2 separate regions of the Homo sapiens genome follow, and region 1 is linked to region 2. Evidence: chromatin loops called from intact Hi-C (ENCODE). Cell type or tissue: sigmoid colon. All regions are shown on one strand. Links, peaks and the distances in the headings refer to the core of each region. The heading gives the core; the rest is flanking DNA. Region 1 overlaps LOC107985869 (a long non-coding RNA gene). Region 2 overlaps PIRAT1 (PU.1 (SPI1) induced regulator of S100A8 and S100A9 alarmin transcription 1).

Evidence for each region. Hi-C counts contacts between places; a loop is a spot of excess contacts. Peaks named below come from ENCODE experiments on the same cell type or tissue, not always from the same donor. Only the 100,000 strongest peaks of a DNase experiment are listed, where the experiment ranks them.
Region 1: it touches region 2 in a loop (2.1-fold over the local background); 5 of 110 quality-filtered maps call a loop at or near these places.

The regions. Positions count from the first base shown.
Region 1 is chr2:37,777,830-37,786,165 of GRCh38, reverse strand. It overlaps LOC107985869 (a long non-coding RNA gene), which reads right to left. Exons shown (of 3, transcript XR_001739409.2): 3 at 1-976. Among named protein-coding and RNA genes, the nearest start is that of PIRAT1, 94 kb to the left of the region's middle. In sigmoid colon, for the core only: no CTCF peak of the experiment used is centred there; a DNase peak (open chromatin) is centred at 3,265; H3K27ac peaks cover 1,007 bases.
Region 2 is chr2:37,833,016-37,841,351 of GRCh38, reverse strand. The region is part of intron 2 of PIRAT1 (PU.1 (SPI1) induced regulator of S100A8 and S100A9 alarmin transcription 1); the gene reads left to right. Among named protein-coding and RNA genes, the nearest start is that of PIRAT1, 39 kb to the left of the region's middle. RefSeq lists an enhancer at 7,806-7,865. In sigmoid colon, for the core only: no CTCF peak of the experiment used is centred there; a DNase peak (open chromatin) is centred at 3,171.

The sequences.
Region 1 (8,336 bases), core at 35-8,034, 55 kb after region 2:
TGAGGCTGGCTGGGACCAGTGAGTCTTTCTCCAACTCCCCACACCTTCACCTGCCAACTGACTGCAGTGAACATGACCTCGGGTGAGACTGGCAGAGGAACTGCCCAGCTGAACCTGGTCCAAATTACAGAAGCATAAGCAAATACATGGTTTACATGGTTGCCATTGTAGGCCACAAATTTTGAGGTAGACTGTTGTGAGGAAATAGATAAGCAATACATGATTAAGGTGAGACAGAAGGAATACGTTTAGAGGGTAAGATTGTACAGATACTGAACAGGGGTATAAAGGGAGCTCACAGCATCTTTCTCCTGTAACTATGGTTGATTGTTATAAACCTAATGAATTTGTGAAGACCTACTGCTCTGACACACGTAATTCTTTGGATAAACAGATATGCTATAATCTTACATCCAGGGAGTTCCAAGCTGAGAGTCTCATTAACTTCCACTTCATCCTTATGACCAATAAAGGGTCAGACCATCTGTGTCTGAGAGAGGGTCTTGGGAATATCCCCGACATCATCCTCAGTCAAGCTTGGGGCCAAACCTCTCAGTCCTTGATCTCTATCAATCCTTGTGGCCATGTGGTGGGAGCATGCTCACCTCATCATCATCTAATCAGCTCCTCAGAGATCTCTAAATTGTTCTGGAGGAAATAATGCTCAGAAAAGTGGATGTGGAAGCAGGCAGGATGGAAATAAAGTATTTCAGCATAAGCTGAACTGATTATTCCAGACCTGACCCTATCTGGGCCAATTTAAGCATTTCAGAGGAATTTTGGTTTGAAGAGGCTGAGATAATCCCTGAAGTCCTTTACAACCAAAGTGAAACGTCAGAAGCAGATTGTTCTTCTCTGAGCAGGGAAGTCCATGGCGTAGTTCTCAGAGTACCTGGTAGTTTCTACCCTGAACTTGCCCACAGACAGGGAAGAAGGCCGAAGTGACTTCATGCAGTGAAAACAAACCACATTCTCCCTGAAAATCAAAAAAAGAAGCTGGTTTCTGAAAAGTTAGTCCATGGGCCAATGGGAAAACACTAGTAAAATCCACATGCTTTGGGATGCAGGTTGCTGTGTGGATTCTAAGAGTCCTCCCTTCCTTCTTAGGTTCAGTCCCAGTGCCACCATCCCTAATGCACTAGGATCCGTTTTATTAGGTTGGTGCAAAAGTAATCACGGGTTTTGGCATGACTTTTAATGTAACCCGCGATTACTTCTGCACCAACGTCATAGTTAAATCTCTCTCACTGCCCCTCTTGTTCTCTTTGTCAACAGCAGAGATGAGGTGAAGGAGTCAGGGAGAGCAGAAATGGCTCTGGTTTCTGAGCTCTGCTTTCTCTACACAATTTCAATGTCCATGAGTGTGGGGAGGAGAGAGGGTGAGGCTGCCAGCTGGAGCCACCACTGCTCAATGCTAAGTGCTTGGAGTGTGGTACGCAGCCCACCCATGTGCCCCGCCAGCCAGCCAGCAGCATTTATGGAGGCTCCAAGGGGACTCAGCCTGCTGGAGATGACACCAGGGATAAGGCAATCTGGCTCCAGCATGGACCTGTTGCATGAATTTAAGCAGGTTAATTAAATTAACATTTCTGAGGCATGCCACAGTTTACATTATGCTTTCAAAAGTACTTTTGAATGAATCCTCTCAAACCCCCCACCACATATGTGACACATGATATATTTTTTTCATATTTAAAAGATGAAGAAACCGAGGTCCAGAGAGGCAAAGTGGTTTTCCAAAGTCACCACATGTCAGATATCATCAGAATCTGTTGCCTCCAAGCCCTTTTCTTTTCTTTTTTTTTTTTTTTTAAAGCATCCAGTTATTTTATTCAGTCATTTCCTGAGCATGCTGGATGCAAAGCCCAGGTGCTTTCCATACCACACTGAGCCACCTCTTGTATATTTACTTCTCTGAGCCTGAGTTCCATCATCATTAAAACAACAACAATTTTATTGTGTGAGGTAAGCATGTTACCTGTGTTATCTCATTTAATCCTTAAAATAACCTATGGGCAGAAACTATTTTTATCCCTGTTTTACAGATGAGAGAATTGGGGCTTAGAGAGATTAGAAACCTGCCCAAGCCAAAGCCCATACTCCTAGCCATCTTGCTATATAAGTTCCTAACTGTCATATGGAATCCCTACCCACCTCACTAGGTGATACTGAAGATAAAATTAGGTGGTGCATGAGAAAATGTTTTTTGGAAGTTAAACGTGTGTAGCATAAATATAAAGAAAAATAAAAATCTATACTCCTGAAGATCTTATATGATAACAAAGCTCAAAAGAACTCCCCCAAAAAACTGACACAACCACAAATCTTCACTGACATTAAGTAGCAGAGACAGCTATATATAAACAACCTGCAACAGGAGGGTCGTAGAACCCAGAAGCATTAGTCCTGGAGGACTTCCTGAAAGAGGTGAGTTTTGGCTAAGTTCCTGTCAATGATGCTGGCATAGACTATAAGAGAGGAGGCTGGGCACAGTGGCTCATGCCTGTAATCCCAGCACTTTGAGAGGCCAAGGCAGGCGGATCACCTGAGGTCAGGAGTTCGAGACCAGGCTGGCCAACATGAGGAAACGCTATCTCTACTAAAAATAAAAAATTAGCCAGGCGTGGTGGTGGACACTTATAATCCCAGATACTCGGGAGGCTGAGGTAGGAGAGTCACTTGAACCTGGTAGGTGGAGGTTGCAGTGAGTCAAGATCATGCCACTGCACTCCAGCCTGGGCAACAGAGTGGTGAGACTCTGTCTCAAAAAAAAAAAAAAATAAAAAAAAAAAAAATAAAAAAAATAAGAGAGGAGAGGCATTCCAAGCAGAAGCTCTGGCCAGCAGGGCCGCACTGCTCCATTGAGCAGGTGTCCAGGCAGGAATAGAGATTCTGGTTAGAGTGGGTGGAAGTAGACCGGGCTCTAAGGCCATAGAAATATGTCTGTGTGACAGATTGGGCCACTCGTCCCCCACCCTCTGCAGTGTTGTACACAATAGCTTCCACATTATCCTAAACACAGACCACAACTCATCCACTGAGCAGTTTTTGCTGCTACAATCCTCAATCTCCTGAAAAATCAAAATACACTCTCTGATCTTGGCACGAACGCTTGCTCTCACTTGTGGGCCTTTTCCATGGACTTTTATGTCTCTGTTTATTTTGTGTTTCATGAGTGGCTCATGCCTTTAAAGGAAATGCACTAACCTTGGCCTGTCATTATGGTCCTGTGCTCGCCCCGCTCCTGGGATGGGTGAGCCTGGGCTTTTAATTTGCTGTGATGGGAGATAATTGTTGCTTGAGTTTCCACCTCTGAAAATAAACCGGGGTGGTGCTTCCCGGCTGGAAATCCACAGAAGCAAGCTCACCCCTGGGGCCTGTGCCAGGGGAGGCTTAAGCCATCGCTGGAGTGACTGATCTTAACATCCCTCACTCCTTTCCTTTTCTGGATTTCAAAACATACAATTAGTGTTTTCTTTAAGAGCCCAAGATGGCAAAGTTACGAAAGTTCGGGAGACTTTTCGATATTGTATGCAAGAATTCTAGAGGTGGGACTCCGGGAGACCAGTAACACATTTGATGGTGGAAGCTCTGTTATTCCAGGTCACTGTGTGAGGCGAGGTGGAGTGGAGCCCCCAGCCAACCGGCACTGAACATTTAGTGAGATTGAGAAGTAAGCTCATTGTTAGCTACTAAGATTTGGGAGTTGTTTGTTGCCACAGCATAAACTAGCCTACCCTGACTATAAAAATACATGAAGCACTTAGCATAGTCCCTAGAGCATCACAGCCTCATAATAAGTGATAACTCTTATTTTGATAGAGCTGTCTTGAAGCAATCACACAGAGTCTAGCACAGTTCTGAGCAAATGCTTGTATACTTTTTTACAATGACAGAGGATGAGTTCAAAGTCAGCAGAGGCTATCAGAACCCAGGAAAATACTGGGCCCAAGAGAAACGAAACCCTTTCCAGAAATGGGAGAGAGAGGACTGCTATTTGCCCCCACGTGTACAGTCAAGTCATCATATGCTCCAGTTTTCACTAACTAGAAACTTGTTCCCATTTTACTCTCAGTGAAGTTATTTCTGAGGCCTGAGTCTGATGCATTCTCAGCTCAGAATATCAGGTAACAGAAGCTAGATACCTGATCCTCAAATTTGTCATTAATTACTTAGTGCAGAAACCAAGGTGTCATAAGGGTATTTTTTTTTTTTTTATTTCGCTCAGTAAGTTATAAAACTCTAAGAACCTCAGTTACATTAGCGTAAAGGCAGCCGCAGTTGAAGAAGCTGACCATTTTTTCCAGGGCAGTATTTAGTGCCAAAAGGAGTTTATTACATTTATTACAAATAAGAAGAGGCAGTGCAGGTAGAAGTTAAGAGTGTGGCCTTGGGTGCCCACCCACAAGATGTAGGCTTACATTCTAATTCCTTAACTACAAGGTGGTATGGGTTTAAGAACTTAGAGCTATTCTTTATGCACGGGGATCACTCAGTAAATAATAAGCCTCATTATACACACTGAATTGGTTGATGATTTTTAACATTTATATTATTGTTTTAGTCATTTATTTATTCAAAAAATATTTGCTTCAAACTTTCTCAGTGCCACTACCTCACTTAATCTTCTCAGTGACTCTATAAGATCAGGAAAATTGCTCTCACTTTATAAGTAATTAAATAGAGGCACAGAGACAGTAATCTTAAGACCACATAGCCAGTTAAATGGAAGAGCTGAGTTTAAACCCAGATCTTAAATAGGAAAATCCTACAAAGTCTTAGTTCATTGGGAAGTAGATCTTGTGAGTAAATTCAAAAATCTTCACAGCTTCTAAAAAGGGGGAAGAGATTGTTCTAATACCACCCAGCCCACTCTGAGGTCCAGTTTGTATGTGATAGGGATATTTAATATAGAAAGGTATGTTGACAAGGGCGTGAGTCATCTCCTGAAGATAAATACCATCTGTGCATGGAACATGTGGTTAAATAAGGGAAATGCCTGTCAATAAAGAGTGGCCATCTCCCCTGAAAGCCGTGCAGACCCAACACGGTAGCCAAGGGCCACTATTCATTGCTCTCTCACCCGAGAGGTCTCTTGAAGAAGGATGCAGAGTTGGACCTCGAAATCAGTCATTCAACACACGTCTAAATATTTTCTAGCAAGGTAAACACTCTCTCAGGCATCTTACCTTCATATAGCTTCATTGCATGATAAAGTGATTCTATCTCAGGAAAAAAAAAATCATGGATAAAAAGAGAGACTTGCATGTTTAGACTCTTGTCATTAACAATGCACACAAAGAGCTACTGTGATCACCGGTGTTACCTGGACCAAAAAGGGGTAAAGAGGGCTGAAGTGTTTTATGAGTTAGCCCATTCCTTGATAACTTCAGCTTTTAAGTTTTGCCAGCTGCTGCCAAGCTGGAAAATTAGATGCATTGTATTTCATTATGTTTCATTCATTAATTCAACCAATGTTGCTTGGGCACCCTCTAATGAACTTAATGAGTGTGGCCAGGTTGTGTGAGTAAGGCAAAGATGAATTCCCTGCCCTGGGGAGCTTGCAGTCTGGTAGGAGACAGAAGTACCCCAAACGAAGGTTCTAGAAAAGCAGGGCCAAACACAAAGTACTAGCTGCTGTCCAGGAGTGGAGTGGAGTCTGGACCGGAAGATGATGACAGTATTTGAGTCAGGTTTTACCAAAATACTTGTATTACTGGTAAGCTCAGTGTGCATTCTCTGGCTAAGCCCTGAGAGGTAGGGAACTGGAGTCCTGTGAAAGAACCTGCTTCCCTGCCACTGGGGCCCTGCACCTCCCTGGTCTCTAGCAGATGCTGCCTCTCCATTCAGCACAGAAATGGGAAGCCTACCCCTCTCCACCAGATCTCACAAGACCCCTCATCAGTAGGGCCCCTTCAGCCTCTGACTCACCCATTCCAGTGCTCAGTCTGAGGTGCCTGTGGGAAGAAAAGACCCATGGCTGGGTGGGTGCCTATCCTCTCTCTCTAGACTCAACACCACCTGCCTAAGCACAGACTCTTCCTTGATCTAAAACAAAAAGCCCCCATGTACATCCATTCTTTGAAACAATGCCTGGGGCTAGGGAAATGATCTCCCCTAGAGTGACTGTAATTCATCATTCCAAACTGAGAAACTGTAGAGAGTGGCAAATGCAAGCCGGAAGGGACTCTAGAACCATAGTCCTAAGCCAGGACCATCCCAGGAAAACAGATCTTGCAACCATTCTTGTTCCCAATTACATCCAGTCTCTGCTGGCCCTGCCACAGGCTCTGGGGACTCAGTGCTTTATGGGTGCTGCATTTACATTTGCTGGCCAAGAGATGCAAAATAAAACCATGGTCAAATTTCAATTGCCTGCCTGGAAATATAAGACCAGTACCCAGGAAGTGGAATAAAGAGCTGGTTTAGGGGTTTGAACTTCCACCAAATTGACTCAACCACCATGTAACCGGAGGCCCCAGTTTTTGGGACATAGCTGTCTATAGTCTGATTGGTGGCATTTTTCAGGCAGAATAAGGAAATTATATCAGTCAAGAATGCATTTGTCCTAATTTGTACTGATTTGCTGCTGCCCGTTCAAAGGATCTTATTTAAGACCAGAGTAATTTGTTTTCTGTGCTGCCTTGAACAAAACTCCTCCCTGCACTTGAGCGTATAATATTTGTAGACATTTGTCTTCAGGCTAGTGCAGTAATCTTCCTTGTATGCAACTGGGTTTTCTCTGAAAAGACAGTTGTTTAAAGTTCAGCCCAACGTTTATTGACTTTTTTTGTGCTTGTATCTACAGAGAAATCATAGTCACTGGTTTGAACGGACTAATCAAGACCTATGAACTGCTGTCTGCACTAATATCCACTTTCCCAGAGATCAAAGCCACGTGGCTGGGGAGACAGACTTTCAGCTGCTTTTCTTGCATCCTTTTCTGATCAGAGTGATTTATCACTTGAATGCCATCATCGGGTCACAGGCTTTTTACTTCAGATATTTGGTATCAGACTGTTGAGTATCAGATGATTTAGCATTTGAGTTTATGCTTAATCTGTCTTATAAACAACCCTGTGATTTAAAAGAAAATGAAAGCCTCTTCTATGAGGAAAGCCTTGTCTATGGGACTCTAAGAAATGGGAGGAGGCAATATTTAGGAAATCCAGTAGGCCTCATTTAATCTCTCCTTCCTTTAACCCAGGGATAGAACAGCATGTTGTGATGAGGACATTCTATCCCTGAGCCAGGATGAAATGGTGCAGGATGAGGGCATTGTTCCTCACTGTGCAGGAAGGAAGAACAGGGATCATTTGCCTCCATTTTTCAGAGATTCCTGGCTCCTCTTGACCCTGAACTCCCCATTGTATTTTTGGGAAGAATACCCACAGTACTTCCACAGACAGAAAAACCTCGAGGGCAAAGCCCAAACGTTATGGTTGCTATGATCTCTCTACTAACCTCAAAGAATAAACTACAACATTCTAAGCATATGGATCTCTATGTGGCCCCTGCCAGGAAAATTGTCTGTTCTGAATCTGGTACCAGCCCTTCAAATCCAGAAAAGCTAGGTCCTAAGGTGGTGCTGAGCATGTAGAAGAAGGGTTGCAAACCAGCTTTCCTAGTTGCAATGACCACAGATCCTAGGGACCTCTTCAGTGTTAAGTTTCTCCCCAGACCCCACTGCTGCCCTGGGGGTTTGCCGGATATCGCTTCTTGCATCGAGGGCTGCCTTCTCTCACATTTGCCCTGCCATTTGATGTCCCAAATCTTGAACAGGCCTGCCTGGCCTCACCTTGATAGCACCTTCACCATAGTAAGTATTCAGTATCTGGATTGGCAGACCACCAGGCGGACCCAGTGAGATTGACTGGTACCCAGTAGCAGCTCAATCCATACTCCATGAATGAATGAATGAATGAATGAGGATTGAAGGAAGTATGAAATTCCAGCCATGCTTCCCAGGGGAGGGTCTGCAGCCCTGACTCAGACAGAGACGGTAACAGGAGCAGTTTGAACCACCCATCACCACTCCAGCCTGGAGGCTCTATGGGAAGAGACCAGGAGCAAGGGAGAAAGAGTAGGCCCTTGCTCTGGACAGATCCTCTAGTGCTGCTGCTGTAGGGCCAGAGTAAGGACCCCTTGTGAGGATGAGAAAGGAAGAAGTGTCTCCTCCACAACCCGGGCTAAGTCCAAGCAACCTCTGCATTTCTTCATTCAGAACCTTTGCTCAGCCTAGGATGTGTTGAGGACATAATGAAGTGATGAGTGCTCCCCTGACTCTCAGGGGTCCCAAAGGGGTCATCTGTGGTTTGATGATCCTCCTGGCTAAA
Region 2 (8,336 bases), core at 9-8,008:
GACTGTGCCCACGGGCCTGTGGGCTCACCTCCCTGGGGTGAGCTCACCCTCCTTCCCAGTTCCTACCTCGTAAAATGGGAATGTTCAATGGGTCTGCCATTGGGAAATCAACCTAATGAGGAATTGTAGGTGGTTACAATTAACTCTGTTCCATTCCATCCAATAAATATACGTCAAACATTTACCATGTCCAAGGCACTATGTTAATGGTAACATGAAATAAAAGGTACTTCTTGCCCATAGTCCAAAGACAGTAGAGGAGAAAAGACCTTACATCATAGAATTAAAATAACTACATTTTAAAAAATGATGTAATATAGTTTTACACCCTACCCTCATCTTTAGATGAAGAAGCTGAGCTGAGGTTCAGAGAAGTGAAGGGGCTGATTAAAGAATAAACAATTAATAATAGCAGTGGAGTCAGGGCTCTCCAAAGAGGCTAACGAGTTTGATTACTCTAAAGATAGAATTCAATTCATTCCCTAACATTTGCAACTTTAAAAAAAATCAGAGTATAGATTCTAATCAGTATAGAAACTGGATTCTTTTTTATTTTGTTAACCTTTTAGAAGCTGTATGAGAGGGCTCATTGGGAGATGATCCTCGTATTTTTGTAGCTTGATCATCTGTCTATACCAATATGCAAAAGGAGTCAGGATTTAAACACCTAAAGATGAATAGCCTGTTCACCTGTGTACACAATCCAGTGTTTGGACAGGATGATCTGTTATTAATTTAAATCAATAACTGAAAAACAATGCCCATCACCACTCCACCCATCCCATAAGAAAGAAAGAGAGCTGGGATCATAAAACTCACAAAGCATACCTGAAACACTCCATAGAAAACAGTCATAGTTAATGCCTGGGTCAACACAATCCACCTTTGGTTTAATTTACTAAAACACTATGAGAGAGAAGGCCACGGGGGCCTTGACACACCCATCGTAACTATGAACTAATGTCTCCCAGATGATCAGGGAATCCTTTCCTGAGGAATTCAGTTCCCTGAACTTGACCTTGTTCAGTGACTTTAGAGTAAAGAAGAAAATGACTGCCAGATTAAAAGAGAAATATTTTACTCTTTGGCCAGATTCTGATCAGCTGAGAAATAAGATAATGATGCCTGTCAAATGAGCAACCCTCAGCCTTCCCTCCGTCTACAGCTACAGGGAATGGGAAGTAGCCATGAGAAGCCCTGGGGCTGCTGGATACTCTGCAAGGCCATCCTCCTGTAACTAAGGTCACTGTATTGCACTGTCAAATCCAAACGTATCTTAGCTGGAAAGACCTGCCCATCACCTATCAACCCCTTCACTTCATAAACGTGTCTTCAAGGTTCACAAAGACTGGCCCCAGCATCATCGCATGGACCCTTGTGACGCTCTGGAAGGTAGGGCAGGCGTCAGTATTTCTATTTCAGGTGAGACAGTGAACTCAGACCCTATTCAGTGATTCACCCAAGGTCACAGACAGCTTGTCTGTCAGGGAGAAGGAGCCTGAACCCTGGTTGTATCCTCTGAGTTTGGTATCTGACCATTGCCAATCTTACCAAGCAGGACATGAAACTCTTCAAGGCGAGGTAGCTTCTCGTGGTTACCTAGGGGATGAGTACCAGGGTTGAGACTTGAGAGTGCAGAACACTGATTATTTAGCAGTGCCAAGGTGAGCAGCCTTGCTCAAGGCACGGATGGACAAATGTTGCCCAGGACAGCATCCTGCTTTCTTCCTTCCTGTCCCTGAACGTCCCAGGGATTTAACCATCTCCCTTTTCCCATTACTCCCACCTATTTTCCAACTTGGATTCCACTGAAGGAGATGCCACAAAACCTTTCTTCTCCTCACTTTCATCCTGGGAATCAGGATCAGCCTTTCAGTTTGTTTTTGTTTGTTTGTTTGTTTTTAGTTTGTTTGTTTGTTTTTGAGGCGGAGTCTCCCTCCTTCCCCCAGGCTGGAGCGCAGTGGCGCGATTTCAGCTCACTGCAAGCTCCGCCTCCCGGGTTCACGCCATTCTCCTGCCTCAGCCTCCCAAGTAGCTGGGACTACAGGCACCTGCCACCACGCCCGGCTAAATTTTTTTTGTATTTTTAGTAGAGATGGGGTTTCACCATGTTAGCCAGTATGGCCTCGATCTCCTGACCTCGTGATCTGCCCGTCTCGGCCTCCCAAAGTGCTGGGATTACAGGCGTGAGCCACTGCGTGCAGCCAGCCTTTCAGTTTTATGGGTTTATTACTGTTGTTTTGTTTTCAAATTTAATAACCGTGGGGAGAAAAAAGTTAAAGAGGTACCAATGCTTCCAGTTACTAGATAATTTAGAAATTGTGATAATCATTTTCTAATACGGTAACTCTTACTTAATTGCTTAGCAGAGGACCTTATCTACTAATTGCTGATTTGATGGTAGACATCCTTATCATTATTATAAATACTCTTGGCCACCCAGCTAATTAGAAGCAGAACCAATACTTGAACCTAGGCCTTCAGATTCCTTGCCCAGTGCTGCAGTAGGGCTGCCTCACAGGGTTGGGATGCTTGAATTAAGCAGCATAGATAAGAGAGGCTATGAACTTAGGGAAGGGGGCTGTGGGGCTAACGAAAGTGAGGCCAATTACAGTTTATCAGTTATTCAGGCAGGGTCATCTAGGGCCAGTTCCTGCAAGGGTGCTGGGAAACGCAGGTCTAAGAGTCAATGTATAGATTGCTTGGCTCGTTGACAGGACTAAGAAAGCTAAAGCATTTACCAACTGGAGAAGAAGATTGATGAGAGATAGGGACAGAAACCAGTTTTGCTGCCTGCTTTTCCAGTAGGGTAACAACTTTATTCCTTTGGGTGCAAAGGAAAATAAGGAGATGATGAGAGAGGAAGATTTTGGGAAACCAGAAAGAATTGGAGGCCTTAGCTTTGGACTGCTTCTAGACTAACTGTATCCATCTTCTAGACTGGCCAAAAAATCACTTGACTCCCCCTCCTCCCCCAGCTATCCTCTCCTCCCTGGTGCCCAAGCGCTACCTCTCGCCCATGTGCTTATTCCCGTCTCTGTCCTAGACCACTGCAAAGCCTAGTGAATCTGTGTCTCCTCAGCTCCTCCCCAACAAGCCTTTTCCAAGACTCTCCTCTCAGGGGAACACCCACCCTCCCCCAGGCTGGCCATGTGGAGTCTGTCTTGTTCCCCCCATCTCGTTACACTTGTGTATTTGGTCGTTGACGCAGGGGCTGACCCCACATGTTACATCACCCTGTGCAGAGCACATTCAGCAGGCGAATGACTTACAGCACATGCTCTGTCTTCTGTTCTTTCTATTAGGGGCGTGATTTAGAAGATGAATGTTTATAACATGACCTAAGGAATTTCATCCTTCTCTGGAAAACTGTGTAGGAGAGAATCCTGATGGACAAAGAATAATGTGTTCTGGGTTTCAGCCAACTATTTGGAGTTGTTTGAAAAAGCCTTGGTGCTCAACTTCTGCTGTTTATTGCAAACTCATCACCTCCTGATAGTCCCTAGCTGGCTCAGAAGGGAGTGGTGACAAATGAGCATCTCCTTTGTTTTCATGCAGAAACCACTTTGCAGTGATGATGTGTTAATTCTTTATTAAGTGACTTCCTGGCCAAACACCTTGAAAGGCCATGTAACTCTCCTCTCCTGCATTGCATTTGTGGGGGAAAGGAGAAGGTATGGAGCATGAAAGGCAAATCAGATCTATGTACTGGGGTTACCCAGGCAGAAAAGCAGTTCCTTGTGAATGGAAAACAGCTCAGCAGTGTCTGTCCCCTGCCAGGTCCTTGGGAGGTGGTTTGCCATAGTGGAACACCAGATTTGCTGTTGATCTTGGTTAAATCACATAAGGAAGTGATATAACCTCTTTGAACCTCAGTGTCTTCTGCGAAAAGAACCCTGCGAAGCTATCACAGAGATTAAATTAGTTAAATTATGTGTAAAAAGGATAATTTTAAAATACTTCCTGCTGTGTTTTTCTCTGATGATTTCTTGCTACCATTATGACCTTAGAGCAGGAAAAAAGTAAATGCTGCCTCAGGAAGGAAAAGGGAGTTATGTAGACAGGAAGAAGAATTGAAACTCCAGAAAGGATTCTAAGAAGTAAAATACCATTAAAGGAATCTAAAGCAGAGAGGTTTCCCTGAGAAGAGACAGTAAAGATGTTAAGTCTCTGAAGAATTCCTGCATTGACATCTCTTAGGTAGTAATTGGCAAAGGCAAGGTAGTAGCATAATGATCTGGGATAGGGCATATATTTTCTTCAAAAATGAGGTTAATGTGGCAATTCCTAGGTTTCCTGGGGCCTAGACAAGATTCTACCATCCCCAGGGACAGCTGCTCCATGGAGATAAAGAGCCCCCGACAACGGCCTGAAGTAGACCCTATCTAGGTATTGGGGATGGAGAAGGTCATGCTTCTGTAGTACCAGGAAGCTCTGCGGTGGCTGTCTAGCTAGTTGTCCAAAGACCAGTGAACATTCTGCATGATAGAGCCAGCAATTAGATGCCACCAACACCCAGACAGACCATTTGAAGTGACCGGCAGCTGGAGCCAGCAAAGAGCAGACCATGAGTTTTACTGGCCATGAAATTTGGCCACGTATTTTAGACAGGTGTCCAGGGTACAGACCTTGCGGACCATATTGGGTCAGAAACCCAGCTGGTAAACTCTGTTCCCTGTCACTGTGAGGATACATGAGTTTCTCTCTTCAGCCAGATGTCATCTTGGTTGGGAGGAGAATCTAAATGATTAAACATTTTCCCAAAGATACTCAGGTTACCCTAAAAAATCATTTTAAACTTCAAGACACTGTTTTGAATCCAAAGACCTTTGCAATAAAAGATTTCCCTTCCCCATTCCTCGCACAATCCTCTGGCACAGTAGGATGGTTACTCATGAGAATTAGTTGCAGGGATTAGTTGCAGAGAAATAAAAAGGCCCAACTAGCTTGTAGGTCATTGTATTTTAACTCAACTCTGTAACTAACAGCACCACAGGCCAGGCGCAGTGGCTCATGCCTGTACTCCCAGCACTTTGGGAGGCCGAGATGGGCAGATCATGGGGTCAGGAGATGTAGACCATCCTGGCTAACATGGTGAAACCCCGTCTTTACTAAAAATACAAAAAATTAGCTGGGCGTGTGGCGGGTGCCTGTAGTCCCAGCTACTCAGGAGGTTGAGGCAGGAGAATGGCGTGAACCCAGAAGGCGGAGCTTGCAGTGAGCTGAGATAGCGCCACTGCAGTCCAGCCTGGGTGACAGAGCGAGACTCCGTCTCAAAAAAAAAAAAAAAAAAAAATTGCACCACAGATAGGAGACGATGCAAGTGAGTACTCTTAAATGTAATTGAAAATATCAAATTGGATAGAATCCTCCAATATGAAAAGCTTCTCACTTTTGGTATACTAAATACTGCTAACACAGAGTAGGAAGAAAGCTTGTACATACTTACTGGCCACAAGTTGATTTTATTTACAGCACTGAAAGTAAAGAAAAATGGAAATAGTCCATTATGTTTTAGTTAAATTCTTATGTTGAACATAGTTAAGATTTTTTTTCTGGGACTTCACAGTGTGAGGGGAGTGATAACATCCTAACAGTATTCCTTTTTCTAGATCAGTGACATTTGCATCACTTGTGGTGGTCTCCATCCTTCTCCTTCCTAGTGCTCTAGGGTTTGGGTCACCATCTTAGCCAACTGCCAATAGATTTTCACTGCTATCTCTTTCCCACTTTATTCTAGGTTTCTCTGAATTATTTTGTCATTCTTCTTCATTTAATTACCACAAGTGCCCACTATGAAAGATATTATTAACTTCATTTTGCAGATAAAGAAACAATGGTTCCACAGAGTTAAGAGAAGATATTTCTAAATATTTATTGCACATAAAAATGAAGAGAAGCGGCCGGGCGCGGTGGCTCATACCTGTAATCCTAACACTTTGGGAGGCCGAGGTGGGCAGATTGCCTGAGCTCAGGAGTTCGAGACCAGCCTGGGCAACACAGTGAAACCCCATCTCTACTAAAAATACAAAAATTAGCCGGGCGTGGTGGTGCATGCCTATAATCCTAGCTACTCAGGAGGCTGAGGCAGAAGAATCCCTTGAACCTGGGAGGTGGAGGTTGCAGTGAGCCAAAATTGCGCTACTGCACTCCAGTCTGGGTGACAGACCCCATCTCAAAAAAAGGGCATGGCGGTGTGCGCCTGTAGTCCTGGTTACTAGGGAGGCTGAGTCAGGAGAATTGCTTGAACCTGGGAAGCGGAGGTTGCAGTGAGCCGAGATCGTGGTGACAGAGCGAGACTCTGTCTCTTAAAAAAAAAAAAAGATGAGAAGTTTGGTTTTAGCAATAATCCTTATGAAAAGTGTTATTCTTAAAGGAGGTCTGTCCAGCACAGCTACAATGTACTGGTCAAGGTGGATGTCAGAGTGCCCCCCACCCTGGCCTCTCCAATCACATGGAACTCTGAGAATCAAGCTGAGAGGTGGAGAAAGGAAACAGTCAACATAATCTCCAAATTATGTTGCTAGTACTTGGTGGTGGGGCCTTTGGGGGAGGTGATTAGGGTTAGATGAGGTCACGTGAGTGGGGGCCCATGATGGGATTAGTGGCTTTATAAGACGAGGAAGACAGACTTGGGCTGGCACGCTCCCTCTCTCTCGCCATAAGATGCCTTCTCTCAGATTATGACACCACAAGAAGGCCTTTGCCAGGTGCTGGCACCTTGATATTGGACTTCCCAGCCTCTGAAACTGTGAGAAATAAATTTTCTTTATAAATTACCCAGACTGTGGTATTCTGTTATAGCAACACAAAACAAAGACAGATAGTGCCCTTTTTTCTGCCATCAAAACAGAAGATGAGGGTAGGAGTTATCAAGAGACTCTCTCCAAATCTGAAGGAAATCACAAACCTGCAGTGCTGTTTCGAAAGTGTCCGTCAAGACCCTGGGTTTACTCTAGCTCTGAATTCCATTTCCACTGTGTGTGTCTGGGGCTTCACAGGGATAGAGAGGGTGATGGTGATGATGGTGTGGTCGCTTTCTCTTTAATCCACAGCTGTTGAAGTTTTGACCACATTAGGGCCAAATGTGGAAATTAACCTAATTTTTTTTTTTTTTTTTGAGACAGAGTCTTGCTTTGTCACCCAGGCTGGAGTGCACTGGCACGATCTTGGCTCACTGCAATCTCCGCCTCCCGGGTTCAAGCAATTCTGGTGCCTCAGCCTCCCGAGTAGCTGGGATTACAGGCACGCGCCACCATGCCCAGCTAATTTTCGTATTTTTAGTAGAGATGGGGTTTCGCCATGTTGACCAGGCTGGTCTCAAACTCCTGACCTCAGATGATCCGCCTGCCTCGGCCTCCCAAAGTGCTGGGATTACAGGCGTGAGCCACTGTGCCTGGTGACCTTCTTTTTAAATATACTTCACCTAGAAATCCATTTTGTGAGACGAAACATGAAAGTGATCATACTCCCTGCCAGTCTGAGGTGACCAGGGTGTGACTTGACTTATGGTTTCTAAACTTTTTATTCCCAAAGGAAATATTACAGGGAGGGCCAATACATACAACAGGGAAAGGCTGACGGCTCTAGGGGAAACTGAAAGCTGACAGGAGCCCCGCCCTCCACTCTTGCTCTTCCTGCCCCTCCCACACATCCTGGGAGCATCCGTTCAGAACCCCACGGGCTCCACAGAGTGTAGTTGGAAATCACCGCATACATAGAAAATATGAGCAAGAAAACCACACATGAAGAATTATTACTAAGGGCTGCCATAAGCATCATGCTTGTCTTTTGGGGAATTATGATTCATTGACCAAATAAGAACTTACCGCCATTTCTTCTAGCGTGTTTTATCCCAGCAACACTGTGTGCACAGAATAGCTTGACTCCATTTCCACAGTGGCCATTTTAAATTTTAATAAATGCTGTCCCTTTGCTTTGGTTCTCCCTAAATATTCGAATTAGATTCATTTTTATGGTCCCAGAAACGTGCTAGATTTAACAGGAGTCATTAAAATGTCTAAAAACATATATTTCAGGGAACTCCCAACATAGACAGTATGAAGAAACACACACACACACACACACACATATATAGTTCACTTATATAAAGTGAAATGGGTAACAATTCATGACAAGTGAAGTGATATTATAGGACAATGTATGATTAAAAACCAAGCCTGTTGCTCAGAAAATAATTGCTCTAGGAATTCAGTACTAAGATTGTCTTGTATCACAGTGGCATCCTAATTATGGTATACAGAAAAATGAAGGAGGTTGAATTCTGCTCTCCTGGGCCCTGGTCATGTCTCACCTGGAATGTTGACTTAGCTCTG